Linked DNA regions of Homo sapiens: region 1 is linked to region 2. A link is an interaction called in ENCODE POLR2A ChIA-PET data of the cell type or tissue named here. Cell type or tissue: PC-3. All regions are shown on one strand. Links, peaks and the distances in the headings refer to the core of each region. The heading gives the core; the rest is flanking DNA.

The links. ChIA-PET counts read pairs that join two places held together with the same protein. Peaks named below come from ENCODE experiments on the same cell type or tissue, not always from the same donor. Only the 100,000 strongest peaks of a DNase experiment are listed, where the experiment ranks them.
Region 1: POLR2A ChIA-PET joins it to region 2 with 17 read pairs; 1 of 35 experiments calls an interaction of 5 or more read pairs at or near these places.

What each region holds. Positions count from the first base shown.
Region 1 is chr11:123,464,792-123,472,817 of GRCh38, reverse strand. The region is part of intron 1 of GRAMD1B (GRAM domain containing 1B); the gene reads right to left. Among named protein-coding and RNA genes, the nearest start is that of GRAMD1B, 39 kb to the right of the region's middle. In PC-3, for the core only: no CTCF peak of the experiment used is centred there; no DNase peak of the experiment used is centred there; H3K27ac peaks cover 3,404 bases.
Region 2 is chr11:122,176,448-122,184,473 of GRCh38, reverse strand. MIR100HG (mir-100-let-7a-2-mir-125b-1 cluster host gene) reads left to right here. Exons shown (of 5, transcript NR_137179.1): 3 at 4,076-4,138. Among named protein-coding and RNA genes, the nearest start is that of MIR100, 28 kb to the right of the region's middle. RefSeq lists an enhancer at 3,148-4,347. In PC-3, for the core only: no CTCF peak of the experiment used is centred there; a DNase peak (open chromatin) is centred at 3,803; H3K4me3 peaks cover 2,461 bases; H3K27ac peaks cover 4,000 bases.

The DNA.
Region 1 (8,026 bases), core at 2,313-6,312, 1.3 Mb before region 2:
TATGGTAAGGAGCAGACAACATGGTGCCAGCCAAGTGGAAAGCCCATCTGGATAATAAGATTAGGGTGGAGTGGCCAGCCTTCCCCCTGGGCTATGTAAACGTCACACCTGGTCCAACCAGTCTGTGAGCCCTATATAAATCAGACACCACCTCCTCAAGCCTGTCTATAAAAATCTGGTGCACTCCACAGCACCTGGCGTAATTCCCATTTGGGTGCCCCTCTCTCTCACAAGAGTGAGTTGTTCTTTCTCTTTCTTTCGCCTATTAAACCTTCACTCCTAAACTCACTCCTCATGTGTGTCTGTGTCCTTAATTTTCTTGGCATGAGATGACGAACCTTGGGTATTACCCCAGACAACAACGCTGCTTCACCGGGGAGGCCGAGGTGGGAGGAACGCTTGAGCCAAAGAGATCAAGGTTACAGTGAACTATTATCACACCACTGCACTCCAGCCCAGGCAACAGGGTGAAACCATATCACTAAAAAAATAAAATAGTTCACCTCTGAACATGCCCATGTCTGTGTTTAACAAAAGAAAAGGCTCTCTCTCCACTTCTTTCTTTTTTCTTTTTCTCTTTTTTTTTTTTTGAGACAGAGTCTTGCTCCATTGCCCAGGCTGGAGTGCAGTGGCATGATCTTGGCTCACTGCAACCTCTGCCTCCTGAGTTCAAGTTCCCACCTTAGCCTCCTGAGTAGCTGGGATGACAGGCCCGCACCACCATGCCTGGCTATGTTGGCCAGGCTTGTCTTGAACTCCTGGCCTCAAATGATCCACCTGGATTGGCCTCCCAAAGTGCTGGGATTATAGGCATGAGCCACCACACCCAGCGTTAGTTTTCCTCTCTTGATGGCCATTTTATTGCAAGAACATACATACTACTTTGTAATTGCTGAACTTCCATTAAAACAATATTATAATAAATTCAGGAGCTTTACTATGCAGATTCCTTGGCCCCTCTCCAAATGTATGAAGTCGGAGTATGAACCTGTCCAGGTATACGTATTTTTAAAAAGCTTAAAAATGATTCTGGGGGGCAACCAGGATTTGAGGTTCACTGGATGTTATACTCAATGCCCCTACTTCTTCACCACTGCTTTATGAATTAATCTATTGCAATGTGCACCCCAAGCCTACCTCTCCTTGGTTTTATCAGCAGGGACCTCTGTTACACCAAGACCAACGACAATAGTTAAATCTTAATCTTTGACCAGCCAGGCAGGTCTGACATTGATGACTATTCTCCTTCTTGAAACGCATATTTCTTGCATTCTCTGGCATTACTCTCCCCTGTTTCTTGCGTTTTGTCCTACTTTCACTTCTTTTTCTGGGGAAGTTTCTTGGGCTCTTCTTCTATTTGGTCCTAAAATGTTTCCCGGGACTCATTCAGACACTCATTTAAAATTACCAAGCATCAACTATGTACTAAGCATTGTTCTAGAATCTAGATACTGGGTATAGAGCAGTAAACAACACAGATGAGGTCTCTGCTCTTAAGGAGTTTACATTCTATTGGGTTCCTGCTTCTTCCTGTTTTATATCAGGGAAACCTAAGTTTTGTGGACCTCTGAAATTGTTATCAATATAATGTGCAATAATACTATATGTTCCTGAGAGAAGTTTACAGCCTTCATCAGATTCTCAAATATGCCTGGGCCCATATGAGGTTAAAATCTACTGCAATTCATCTCTTTGTGAGATCTTATCACACTCAAGGCTTCAATTATTATGAATATGCTGATAACTCCCAAAGATAGCAGAGCACAGAACTGAACGATGTGGTCACTCGTCACATGCGGCTACATAAATTTAAATTAATTAAAAATGCAGTTCCTTAGTCACACCAGTATTTCAAGTACTCAACATCCATATGTGGCTCGTGGCTTCATTGTGGACAGTACAGATAGAGAGCATTTTCATCACTGCAGAAAACTTTATTGGACAGCACTGGTATGGATCAAACCCAGGATTTGAGTTCTAGCTTGGCCACTTGTTTTCTTAGCAACTCAGAGCAAATTTCTTAACCTCTCTCTACATTCCCATCCTTTTATCTGTCAAAATGTAAGCAACTTTACAGACCTGTTGTGAGGATTAAGCAAGTTAATTAATATCCAGCACTTAACGTGGTAGCCCTTCCTAGTTTACTTTTTGTGTTCCAAGCTCTTGTGTTCTCTTACTTGGGAGGCTGAGGCAGGAGAATTGCTTGAATCCGAAAGGTGGAGGTTGCAGTAAGCCGAGATCGTGCCACTGCACTCCAGCCTGGGTGACAGAGTGAGACCCCGCCTCAAAAAAAAAAAAAAAAAAAAAGAAAGAAAGAAAGAAAAATGTGAGTTGGCTGGGCATGGTTGCTCATGCCTGTAATCCTAGTATTTTGGGAGGCCAAGGTGGGGTTATCACTTGAGCCTTGGTGTTTAAGTCCAGCCTGGACATCATGGTGAAACTCTATTTTTAAAATAAATAAAAGAAAAAAAATATGAGCTGCTCTCGGCAGTTTTGTAAGTAGTAACTGTCTTCTAAATAAGAAATGGTTAGCTTTTGTATGGTTTTGTGTGATGAGTTGGAGATAATATGGAGATAATATTTTAAGTGTCTTCTGTGGTGTGGGTGTGCAAGCCCTTGAGGAATTGATTTCACTCTTGCATGTGGGCAGGAGTCCTGAATATGACTTGATCATGGAGAACCTCTGGTCTGTAGACTGGTCTTTGTGGAACCCAGTAAAGTCAGTGTGAACCATAGTAAGCTCATCTAGGGTGTCCTTATCTATGTCATTAGAGAGATGACTCTATTTCCCCATACTTTGTTATTTTCTCGCATTCCCTTTTTGTCCTCCTATGCCATACATATTTACATCAGAGTTGTAACATTTCAATATAAAGTCATTTAAACAACAACAACAAAAATGCAGCACTTAGCAGAAGGCTTGGCAAGTAAATAAATACATCCCCAACAACTGTTAATAATGTTTATTTTTTTCTTGTGCCATCAGGTGGAAGAAGAAAAAGAGAGGAAGGAAGGAAGGAAGGAAGGAAGGAAGGAAGGAAAGAAAGAGAAAGAAAGAAGGAAAGAAAGAAAGAAAGAGAAAGAAAGAAAAAAAGAAAGAAAGAAAGAAAAGAAAGAGAAAGGGAAAGGACAAGAAAAAAATTAAAAATAATACTTATTTTTAGTATCGTATAGTTGCAGAGGTACAGAGCTCTCTTAAATGTCCAACAGGAGTCTCAAACTGAGCATTCCCACCACTGAATTCACCATCTTTTTCTCCTCTCCTTATACTCCACAAGTAAAGATTCATATGAACTAGAAATGCAACCCCACATCAGTTTGACACCAAGTCCTACAGACCTTACTTCTTTAGTGACTCTCGAATCCATCCGCCTTCCATTCATCACTCCGACGGCCTCTGTCTGAAACCAAGCTCTCATCACTCCTCACCCAGATTACTTTAATAGGCTCTTCACTGCCCTCCCCATTGCCACTCTGGCCCCACTCCAGTCTATCCTGACACTGAAACAATGGTCTTACAGAAACACAGATTTAATCATGTCTCTTCCTGGCTTAAAATCCTTTAGCCTTCCCATGATTTCCGAGCAAGTTCCAACTCCTTATCTGAGCAGTAACAGCCTCATAACCTGGCTATTGCCTCTCTACCCAGCTCCCTCACGTCACCTCCGCTCTCCACTCCAGCCCTTCTACTTGCCTCTGCCTTTTAATTTGCCTTTCTACTGGCCTGGTAGAGCCTTTTCTCTCACCCTTCTTTGTCCCAGCTTTGGACTGCCTGAGTTCAAGTCGACTCTTCCACCTACGCTGCTGATGTCCAACCTCTATAAAATGGGGGTGACAATAGCATCTATGTTCTTGGGGTTTTGGGAGAATTAAATAAACACCCACACATACTTGGAGAGATGAGTAGACACACAATATTATAGCTACTATTATTCTTCAAAAGTAGTAAATCTTCCTTGGTGACCACCACCCACATTATGGTCCTATATCACCCTGCACTACTTTTTTTTTTTTTTTTTTTTGATACAGGGTCTCAATCTGTCACCCTGGCTGGATGCAGTGGCAGGATCTTGGCTCACTGCAACCTCTGCCTCCCGGGCTCAAGCAATCCTCCCACCTCGGCCTCCTGAGTAGCTGGGACTATACAGTTGTGCCACCATCACACCGGGCTGATTTTTGTATTTTTTGTAAAGATAAGGTCTCACCATCTTGCCCAGGCTGGTCTTGAACTCCTGGACTCAAGGAATCCACCTGCCTCAGCCTCCCGAAGTGCCAGGATTACAGGCGTGAGCTACCGCACCTGGCCTGCACTAACCTTTATCATAACAATTATCATACTCCTTGGGATGCAGCGATTAATGATTCATTTCCCTAAACCTTCTACCATACTATAAATTATTTGAGAGCGATGGTCCCATTGTGTCATTTTTTTCCACCCACAGTGCCTAGCACATATTAGGTGTATAATACATATCTGATGAATGTGCAAATATCTAGCCCTATCCTCCCTTGATGTATTTGTAAAAGTCTCCACTTCCACTGAGTACTCACTGGTCTGCCCAGAAAGACGCCTTGCTGAGTACTCTCAAATCAGCACAGATTGCACCTTCCTTCCTTGTGCATACTTTTTGAACATCTATGTTGAAAGTACCCTGAGGCTGGGTGCGGTGACTCACACCTGTAATCCCAGCACTTTGGGAGGCCAAGGCGGGTGGATCACGAGGTCAAGAGATTAAGACCATCCTGGCCAACGTGGTGAAACCCTGTCTCTACTAAAAATACAAAAAAATAGCTGAGTGTGGTGGGCATGCCTGTAATCCCAGCTACTCGGGAGGCTGAGGCAGGAGAATCGCCTGAACCCGGGAGGCAGAGGTTGCAGTGAACTCAGACTGCGCCACTTCACTCCAGCTTGGCGACAGAACGAGACTCCATCAAAAACAAAAAAGGAAAGAAAGAAAGGAAGGAAGGAAGGAAGGGAGGGAGGGAGGGAGGGAGGGAAAAGAAAAGAAAGAAAAAGAAGGAAGGAAGGAAGGACCCTGCTAGGCCGTGCTGGATGTGTAAGGCATGGCCCGTGACCTCAGGGAACCCACCACTCCTGATATGTCATTCATCCATCCATGTTTCCACCAACTATGTTTTAGGCATTGGTTCCAGACATCTGGCGATGCCGACTTGAATTAGACATATGTGGACCTTCCCCATAAAGAAGCCACTGTAACAAAACCCGCCAGAATCTTCCTAATGCCAGGGCTCCTCTTTCCTGCCCCCGTGTCAAAGTTGTGGTCCAATTCTCAGTTATCCAACATGAGGAAGCTGCATCTCAAGCCTGACAGCGCCTCCATGAGAAGGTGGGCAGGAAAGAATATGGCTCTCCATTTAGGCACAACCAGTGAAAGTCAGTAAAAAAAAAAAAAAAAAAAAAAGGTGTTGAAAACCAAGGCTACAACGTTTTTGTTTGTTTCTTTCTGAATTATCTATGAGTATTAATTTTTTAAAAAATTGAGACAGGGTCTCCCTATGTTGCCCAGGCTGATCTTAAACTCCTAGGTGCAAGCAATCCTCCCACCTCGGCCTCCCAAAGTGCTGGGATTACAGGCGAAAGCCACCACACCCAGCCTATCTATAAGCTTTAACTTTTCATGCCAATCCTTAGCTCTCGTGAATACAGATCATGAAGCTCTGGCTAGGAAAAATAAATAAATATTCTTTATCCTTTTTCACAAAGGGTAAATGATCCCTCACCTACAATAAAATTCTAGGCCTATCACCACACATAATTAAAATAATTATACTTACCCCATTATATTCCTCAAATGGGTTCTGAGAAAAGGGGCAAGGAGAAACTGTCAGCTTTAACTCTCTTCACTTGCTCTTAGGTAAAGGAGCACACCACCTTTTTCTAGTTTCCCACATCCTACTAGCTTCCTTGGCCTCAATCACTACTTAACTTCACAGTGAAATCTTCAGCTCTCTCAAGAGAATAAATACAAATTAACCAGATCCCTTACTAAACCTTTACTCAGAAGGTAATGTGGTCAACCAAGTTGCTTCCCAGAACTTGAAGTTTGTAAGAATTGGTCAAAACCCTGGACCAGCCTCAAGGCCAGCCTCCCTCCACTCTCCACACACGCACCATCCCCTCACTTTCCCCCACCCCTACTCCCTGGGTCCCCTTCCTGCCTGTGGAAAATCTCTTGCTTCCCAATGCAGAGTATCCATGTTGGAGAAAGAAGTCAGTGCTGAAAAGCTGCAGAAAGTTCTTAAGCCCAGGGCAAGCCAGAATCCATTTTATGCCCAAATCAGTCAGTCAATCTTTTTCTTTCTTTCTTTTTCTTTCTTTCTTTCTTTTCTTTCTTTCTTTCTTTCTCTTTCTTTCTTTCTTCCTTTCTTTCTTTTTCTCTTTCTTTCTTCCTTTCTTTCTTTTTCTTTCTTTCTCTCTCTCTTTCTTTTTCCTTCCTTCCTTCTTTCCTTCCTTCCTTCCTTCTTTCTTTCTTTCTTTCTCTTTCTCTCTCTCTCTTTCTTTCTTTTCCTTCCTTCCTTCCTTGACAGAGTCTCACTCTGTCACCCACGCTGGAGTGCAGTGCTGTAATCCTGGCTCACTGCAACCTCCACCTCCCAGGTTAAAGCCATTCTCCTGCCTCAGCCTCCCAAGTAGCTGATATAACAGGCGTCCACCACCACTCCCAGCTAATTTTTGTATTTTTAGCAGAAATGGGGTTTCACCATGTTGGCCAGGCTGGTCTTGAACTCCTGACCTCAAGTGATCCGCCCGCGTAGGCCCCACAAAGTGCTGGGATCACAGGCGTGAGCCACCATGCCCAGCCCAAATCTTTATTTTCAACAATCAGTATGATCTTGAGCCCTTTAACTAAACTGCTCCAGTTTAATGAGGAGTTCGAGTATTTTCTCCATCCATTTCCTCTCACAGAGTCAGGCCAGTACACACAGAGAGCTTTCACTTCTGTTTCCTACAATGTCCCAACTTCCTCTCCACCAAGAACCCTCAAACAATATTCCTAAGTGTGTTTCTTTTTTTTTTTTTTCTTTCGAGATGGAGTTTCACTCTTGTTGCCCAGGCTGGAGTACAGTGGTGTGATCTCAGCTTACTGCAACCTCCGCCTCCCGGGTTCAAGTGATTCTCCTGCCTCAGTCTCCCTAGTAGCTGGGATTACAGGTATGCACCACCACACCCGGCTAATTTTGTATTTTTTTTAGTAGAGATGGGGTTTCACCATGTTGGCCAGGCTGGTCTCAAACTCCTGACCTCAGGTGATCCGCCTGCCTCTGCCTCCCAAAGTGCTGGGATTACAGGCATGAGCCACCACACCACGCCCCAAGTGTGTTTCTAATGAAAGACACACAACTACCATTCAGAGCTTCAGGTCAGCCTCCAAGGACATGTCTTACCACACTGGATTGATAGAATTCAAGCCAAACAAAGGAATGTTTTAGGTTGTCTTGTTACAGAAAAATGTACGTGTGGTTTCTGTTAGGCTTCTGGAAATGCGAAAACACCTAAAGGAACTCCTCTCTCTAAGGAGCCATCGACTTGGGCTTTCAACATACATACCGCTCTTTGCTTGATCTCTACTTGGCTTCTCTTCCCCTACCAACCTCTGAAAAGTTGCCCCTAGAGTTCCATCCAGAGTCTCTTTCTCTTCTCACATGACACATTCTCCTCCAGCAATGCCATCCATATCCATGGCTCGGACAAAAAGCCACATGTTCACTCCCAAACCTGTATCTAAAACTCCTAGTGTTCCACCAAGCTCCGGTCCCCCATATCCAGCTGTTTACAGGATGTCACCAAAACCCTACCTCCCTAGGCTCATCGCACAGCCTGTCCAAAACTACCCCTTCCCGCCTCCCACACCCTCACTTCTCCCCAACAACTTCCATCTGCCTTCCTTAGCTCAGTCACCTGCATCACCATCCCTCCACTTAGCTGTACAAACAAGGAAACACAGAAATAGTTCCAGCAGTTCTCTCTCCTCCACTCCCTACCTTCGATCTATCACTGAGTTAT
Region 2 (8,026 bases), core at 1,372-5,371:
ATTGCTGATAGATCCAGTATGATGAATACTGAAAGTCACTCATTGAATTTTCCAACTGAGCAACACTGGTGACCTGAACAAGAACATAATTTGGTAGAGTTGTGACAGTTAAAGCCTGGTTTAAGTAGCTTAATGGGGAATGGTAGGAGAGGAACTTGAAACAGTGAGGAAATCCAACTCTTGAGGTTCCTGCAAAGGGAAGTAAAGAAATTGGATGAAAACACCTGGGGAAAGTGAGGTCAACCTAAGGGGTTTGTTATTGCTGCTGTTTTTGATTAGGAGAAATTACAATATGGTTATGTGCTGATGGAAATGGTCCAGTAGAGAGAGAGAGATTCATGTTTTAGGAAAGATAGCAAGAATTCCTTAAGCAATTTTGTTGAGTCAGAAAACAGTGATAGTATCTAATGTCCAAGTGGAAGATTTGGCTTCAAAGAGAATATAGATTATTTCCATCCATAGTAACAGGCATATTTAGGGTAGTAATGCTGCTTGGGGATGAAGTAGATATAGCAGTAAGGCCCTCTGTAAAATTCCTTTTTATCACCTAGTTTCTCCATGAAGTAGGAAACATTATCTCACACAATCTCAAAAATTGTTCAAAAGAAAATGAAGCCCAGGTATATGCCTCTATAAGTATTTATTCAAAAAATAAAACACAGCCAAACATAATACAAAAAGTATGCCATAAATGTTCTATTTTAGGAGTTTTTCTGCATGAAGCAATTGAGATTTTAGAATAGGGATCTAATATCTTTTCAACTAGGGACACTTCTTTTCCTGGTGAATGTCTCTGTATTAAGCACAGGCATTCTTCATTGCTTCATTAACCTTCAGATTTATTCAAAAATAGGGATATTTATATATAAATTTTTCTATTTGCCAATTAAATGTGCATAAATGTAACTTTTTTAGATGTTGTATGTGGGTGGAGTAATTTCTATGAAAAATCTTTAGCCATCTCTTTCTCTTCATTTCAACAAGATGATTGGCCCCCATCATCTTATCAGTGTTGTCAATTTGGTACTTTGTAGATATTGGCTGCAAATCTTAAACAGATATAAACAGGAGCTTCCACTATTCTTATTTATAATAAGTACATAAACTTAAATCAGAGATAGGAAGCACCTATATGATTTTTTAAAAAGACATAGTGGACCCTTTAATCTAAATTCTGTTTCTTCTCTGGTATAAAAAAAAGTCACTTTTTGGAGGTTAAAAACTATATTTTAGTGCTTTGCTTGAACAAAATTTACAAAACACAACTCAGTAAGCTATTTCATAAATGTTTTGCAATTGTAATGATCTTAGTTTGGGCTGCTATAACAAAATAGTATAAACTGGGTGGCTTATAAACAACAGGAACTTATTTCTGACATTTCTGGAGTCTGTAGGTTCAATATCAGAGTACCCGCCTGGTTGTGCAGGTTCCTCTCCTGAGTTATACACTGCCAACTTTTTGTTGTATCCTCACATGGTGGAAAGAGAACTCTCTGCAGTCCCTTTTATAAGGACACTAATGCCATTCATGAGGGCTCCACCCTCATAACCTAATTTTTCCCCAAAAGCCCCACCTCCTAATACCGTCACATTGGGGGTTAGGATTTCAAGATATAAATATTGGAGGGGCACTTATATTCAGTCCATTGTAATAATAAAACGTATAAGATAGATGTTTTAAAAATACTTTTTAAGATTCTTTCATATTAGTGATCAAGTGAATTTGAAGCAAAAGGGGAATAACCATAGTATTGAGCTCATAGGGTTGTAGGGGAAATGAAGTGATATTGTCCATGTAAAGTAACTTAGGGCAATGCATGGCCCATGGTAAGTGACTAATACATTACTGTAGTAGGTATAAGATGGTGATGGGATTCCTTAAGAAAAATTCCATAAAATTGACAAAATTAGGGCGCTGTTCTTAGTTAGCTGCTGTGTGTGTGTGTGGTTTGTATGTGTGTGTTGTGGGTGGGGGGTGACAGAAGATTACTATAGCCAGCATCAGTTTATCAAGCATGAATTTAAAGAATGAATTGAAAGAAACAATTCGTCCAGCTTTTATGTGCCAGGTACTGTAGTAAGCATGTTAGATACACATTGTATTTAGTCCTTATGATAGCCCTGCAGAGTAAGTTGTATTAACCCAATTGTATGAATGAGGAAATTGAGTTGGGAGGAAATGATTAAATGCTACAATGGGAGAGCTGTCTGCAATTTGTTAAGTAAATTAAAAGACTGACCTTATCTACTAAGCTGTCCATAAAAGAGCAAAATCCTTACCAAGGTCACCATGGGATTTGATTCCTAAGTCCTCAGTCTTCACTATTCTAAGTTATTGACTTGCTCATCTAAATCCAACCTAAATTCAAATGCATGTTGCTGGTTTGATCAGAATCAAGAAATTTGCTTACTCTGCAATTAGTCATCGGATTTGCCTCTGAACATGTATGTAGAGATGGTTCACTCTTTTGTACTGGTAAAGGCTGAAGACAAAAAGAAAATCTCACCTTTTGTCCCTTGAAAGAAAAAGCTTTTCCCATTCCAGAAGACCATGGTATAGTTTCCTTAAAAACTAGCTGTGTTTCAAACTCAAATGACTCTTGCTGTGGTTGATGAAAAGCACAATATTCCTTCTCTCTTCCTGTAGGAATGCAGAAATAGGAAAACAGAAAGAAAAAAAAGAAAAGAAAAAAGAAAGAGAAAGAAAGAAAGAAAAGAAAGAAAGAAGGAAAGAAGGAGGGAGGGAGGAAGGAAGGAAGGAAGGATCTAATTTATTTTTTTCTATTCAGAACAGAAAAAATCAATTAGAACAATAACTTTTTTTTTCTCCCAAGGGGAAAACCAAGTTGTAGCAACTCTTTGGAGACTTGGAAGGATGTCATACCCCATTCATTTATGGCAATCAGTTGTTGAACACTTAGCAACTTCATTTATAAATGAAGGAGAACAGTTTGGCTGGCAGAACAACTTACAAATATTATATTTTGTACCTGAGTTTATTCTAGAACAAAATATATATCAATACAAGCATTTAGAACACTTATTATGGAAATGTCAAACCTCCAGTTTTTAACCCTTTGAGTGTTTTTTTAAAGACGTGAACATGTAAACTCTTCACTGAGTCTATAGCTGACCCCATGAAAACAGGAAAACATGATGCCAGAGCCTCAAAATGTTTCTTTCTTTCTGTAACTTGGATGGAGAGGTGGAGAATTCTCATTCTGGAAGGGAGAGGAGAACTGCCTGGTTTCCATTCTGAGCTTAGTATAAGAATAACTCTGTGCAAATATATGAAGGATTTATATTTTTCAATAATGAAAAAACAATTTGCCCACCCGCAACCACCAAGGCCAGTTTAGAACAGGAGAGATTTAGGGTAGTTTTAGCATGGGGCTTAATGGCTAGAAAGAGTAACTAAAGATATAAATTAGTTACTAGGAGGAATTGTGATCTTCTTTTTCCCAGAGAATTTTAAAAATCTGCTCAGCATCCATTTTGGATAACCTAGTTGCTCTTCCATCTAGAAACAGGCACCTGCACTCATGATTCTCGTGGGCCCAGATGTGGCAGAAGTTCTTTTCCCCTCTCCATCTCAGGACTTATTTATACAGTGTATGTATTTTATAATTTATGCTACAAGTGAATCACAATTTGTCATCGTTCAATGGCCAGCTCACTTGCTTCTTTTGGCTAATTGTAGAGGAACTGAACTCCCTGGAGAGAGGGAGAGAAACAGGCAAGAGGGCAGAGACCCAATGGTGCTGCCTCCAAGGAGCCAGTGACTCAGCCCTGAGTTCCCCCACCCCCAACCAACTTCATGAAACCACAGCCCCCCTAATGCACAGTTTAACATTTTCTTTAGTGGTGCAACCTTGTTCTGAGATTACAGGGAATGCTGAGTTTTATTAGGGTTCTTTCAACAAACTCATTTAATTGTTGCTGCCCCTTAGCTAGTGCTGAGTCACTCTCAAACTTCACAGCATTCCACGACAGCTCATCCTTCTTGACTTTCCTTTTTTTTTCCCTTTTCCTTTTTCCTTTTTTAAGTTCTCTTAATATTTTTTATTCCCAACAGACTTGTCTTTGGACAAAATTGAGAAGAACTCATAAACTTGGCTTCCTCGCTTCTGCTCCTCAGGTAAGTTTAATTCCTATTTCTATTATGCAACGTCATTGAAGAATATTTTCCCAGGTTTCTGTTGAAGAACTGCCTTTTTTTATCTTTTCGATGCTGGCACTCTTTTAGAATTAACCATGGAAAAACTTGATGACACTTCCATCCTTCTTGTAAAATTCATCTTTGGAGTAATTTTACAGTGTGCGTTTTCCCCTTGGACATTTTAAAGAGCTGGATTTCCGCCTCTTTGCAGAGCATTTTAGCAGCTGTGTCTCATTTGCTTTGCAAGGGCATTTGAAGAAATTGCTATTTTGTAAGCTGCTTAACATATGAAATAATTGTTTTAAAGCACTTTACAGTTTGCTTAGTGCTTTCTGTTGTTTTACACCGTCATTTCTTATAGAAGCTCAGGATGTATTATTTACATTTTTCAGAGAAGGAAATAGAGGTACTGAAGACATGACAGCAGCTTGGCAGGGCAGTTAATCTCCTAAATTAATCAACAGATTAAAATTTCTCCCTTCAGATCCTTTAATGCCTATGACCAGAAAGCCTCATACCTTTTGACCTAAACAGGTAGACAGACATACCTGCTTTGCTTCACAGTAATTTGCAGTCTAGCTAGTTTTGGATCTACCCTAATAAACTGCCTCAGTGATTGGAAGTCAGAACACTGTTTGGACAGATTAAACATTGTTTGGTTGTTTTTATTAAAAGTGATGTACTGGGTGGCTAAAAGCACTTGTTTTGGAGTCAGACTGCTTGGGGTTAAATCCAAGTTCCAACCTGTATCAGCTGTGTGGGCTTTGGTGAATTACTTAACCTCTCTCAGCCTCCTTTTTCTTACATGTGAAATGGGAACAATAATTGCAAATTCATGGAATTATTGTTGTGAGCCTTAATTGAATTAATCCCTATAAAGCTCTAAGCACAGCGCCCAGCACACTGTAAGCCTTCAGTAAATGTTAGCTGTCAGCGTATAGTGGTTCAAAAGGTGGTTACCTGGCCATTTTTCCTGAGGTTCATTTAGGTTGATTTGTTTCATGAAATTATACATCTGGCCCAGTCAAGACCAGATATCTTAGTGGTCTTAACAGATAATTGGTGGGTAGACAGAACTTGTACTAGTGCTTCCTCTGCTTTAGAGCGCTGTGATAATTATAACGTCTCATTCCTCTCTCTAAAACACAAAGTGGCAATGTTGTTTCTCCTGAGTAATTTGCAGCATAGACAAAGGGCCCCATTCAGTACTGCCCATGGTATTCAACCTAGCACTTTTGGAAGGGTAGCACACAAAAAGGCAAAGACAACGTGGGTTTTCTTAAAGTTCAAGGAGAAAGTAAGGTGCAGAAGAAGTAGTACTGATCTGTGTAGTTGTGAACTGGCTGTCGTTAGAACACATAGGACTCAGTCCCACATCTGCTTCTCACTTCCTGGGTAAGCTGGGCAACACATTCTGCTTCTCTGTACGTTTGTTTCTCCAATTATAAACGGGAATGATAATACCTGCAGGATGGCCAACTTGTCCCTTATTTGCCTTGGCCACTCCCATGGCAAGTGCTATGTCCCAAAAGCCTCTCAGTCCTGGGGAAAACTAGGATAGTTGGTCACCCTAAATACCTGCCTCTCTTTTCTTACTGTGTTCACCATACGGGCAGCAGAATAAAAGTGCTTTGACATTTCATGAACCGAAGAATATAATAATCAGCTCAATTCTGAACACCCAAGTTCCAAAAATAGTGCTTTGGGGTATTGGAAGAAAAACATAGCAATATGGTATATTATAGTACATTAGTTCTTAAGTAAGAATAATGCACCTTAATTCTTGGTGCCTCATTCTTGGTGCTTAGAAATATGTAACTGGAATCATGGTTTATATCATCCTTACGTGTTTACATACATGTAATTGAAAGTACACAGGAGTATTTATAGAGAACATTTAAGAAAAGTACTTTCAGGTGGTCATGACGATAATTTGCATTGGAAAAACCTCATTTGGATCATCTTAACTTCTTGAAAAGTTCTGTTTTGTACCCAAGGCATATTTTGGATGTGATTGCCATTTACAACAAATTGATTGATTGGTTTTAGAAAACCTCAAAGGAAGACAAGAGTCTGAGGAAGGTGTCATAATTGATCATCTACTTGGTATCAAAAAATAAGTACTCATTAAAGAATAATAGTACATTGCCAGTAATTAATATGAAGCAGCATTGGTGTTCCAGAGATATGCAAAAATATTAACCAATGTGCATACTCAGGAATTAGAGTAGTTTCCACAAAATGATTCATTTAGTTTGCTTTCACGTCATACAGAGATTGCACTTCAGTGGAACTTCAAAATGTATAAGCATGTGTTTGCTTGAAAAGTCAAAAGTTTGTTGATTGACTTTTATTTCTGTTTCACCCAGAGGCATCTGACTAGAATCAAGCCAATGCACACCCTATAAATGCCAAAGTGAGGCTTCTCATAGACATACACAACAAAGATACGAAACACATATGCAGTATGTATTAGTAAGAGCATCAAAATTAGCAAATTTCATTCAATTCAATTGCTTATGTAAATACAGAGAAGTAAGATGTATTTAAACAATTAGCCTCATTTTTGCTGATTTTGTGCTTGGCTTTTGAAATGGGACATGCAAACCTCTGTTAAGGGAGATTAAGGGAATTGAAGACCCTGAACTTGTCCCACACTCTTTCTTCATCTACCCTAGAGGACCAACTGCAGGCCTGGATACATGGTACTCAGTAAAGCCTTGTTAACTTACATTGAATGTTCTTTGTATTAATAATTCGAAATAACATAATGAAACCAAAGTGAGAAGGGCATGGCCTAGCATTCCACATTCAACTTTTCCCCAAGGAATGAACTACTTTACCTCTCAGGCAGAAGCAAAGAACTCATTCAAAAGCAGAGCTGAAGGCTGTTGGAGTTATTGTTGTTTATATTTCTCTGGACAGAGGAGTAATTATGTTGGCTTCAAAGGCCTTTTCTTCTACCTTCCATCCTGGCATGCTAGTGCTGGAAGAAGCCTCCATTCTGTTCCTGCATTTTACAGATGGAAACCCAGAGAAGGAAACTATTTGCCCAAGGTCACAGATGCAGACCTTCTCAGATATTTGTTAACCCTAATTTAATTTCCCCACATTTCACTGAATAGAACTGTAGGTGATTTTCTTGGCCTTGGCCCTTTTTTAGTTTCGGAAATACCCTCCTTCCTAGATGCTTCCCACCATCCAGTGTTGTCCCTATCCCACCACTTCTTAGACAACTCTCCTTCCTTCCAATGCTTTCAAATGGCATTTTCTTTGCTGTCATCTAGCACACCTGTACATTCATTCCAAGGTTTCAAGACAAGGGAATCTTCTCATTGATCCAAAGTGCTTTATTTGATATAGTGATGCATCACTCCGGGCTTCTACCAATTTCTCTGAGGCTTCAGTAATGTGAGTCAAGGTTTTGCTTTATGGTTAATTTAGCTGGTGATGAGAGCAAGCTGAAACTTGTGAGAAGAGACATAAACTGCAACAAACCGAGGTCAGAGCTGGAACAGAACCTCCAAGAAGACAGATTGCCTGTGGCTCTGAGAGCATCATTCCCTCGACAATAGTGATGCAGACAGAAAGTAGAAAAATGACAGTCTCTGTTGAGGGGCAGATGAGGGCACAAAGGTTTTTCAAGACTCAGTCCCACAGAGAGGAAATCTGCTTGAATTTATTCAGGCCTCTTCCTTTTAAATCCTGATTACCCTTGGCTCTGCTAGGTGCCGAAATTTATGCATCAGCAACAGGTGATTCTTATGTAAGAATGGAATCTCGGGCGTGATAAATTTGGTCTTGAGAAATCTCAGCTCAGTGGCTGCAGATGGCGGTGTCATGATGGCAGAGTTAGAGAGCGGTGAC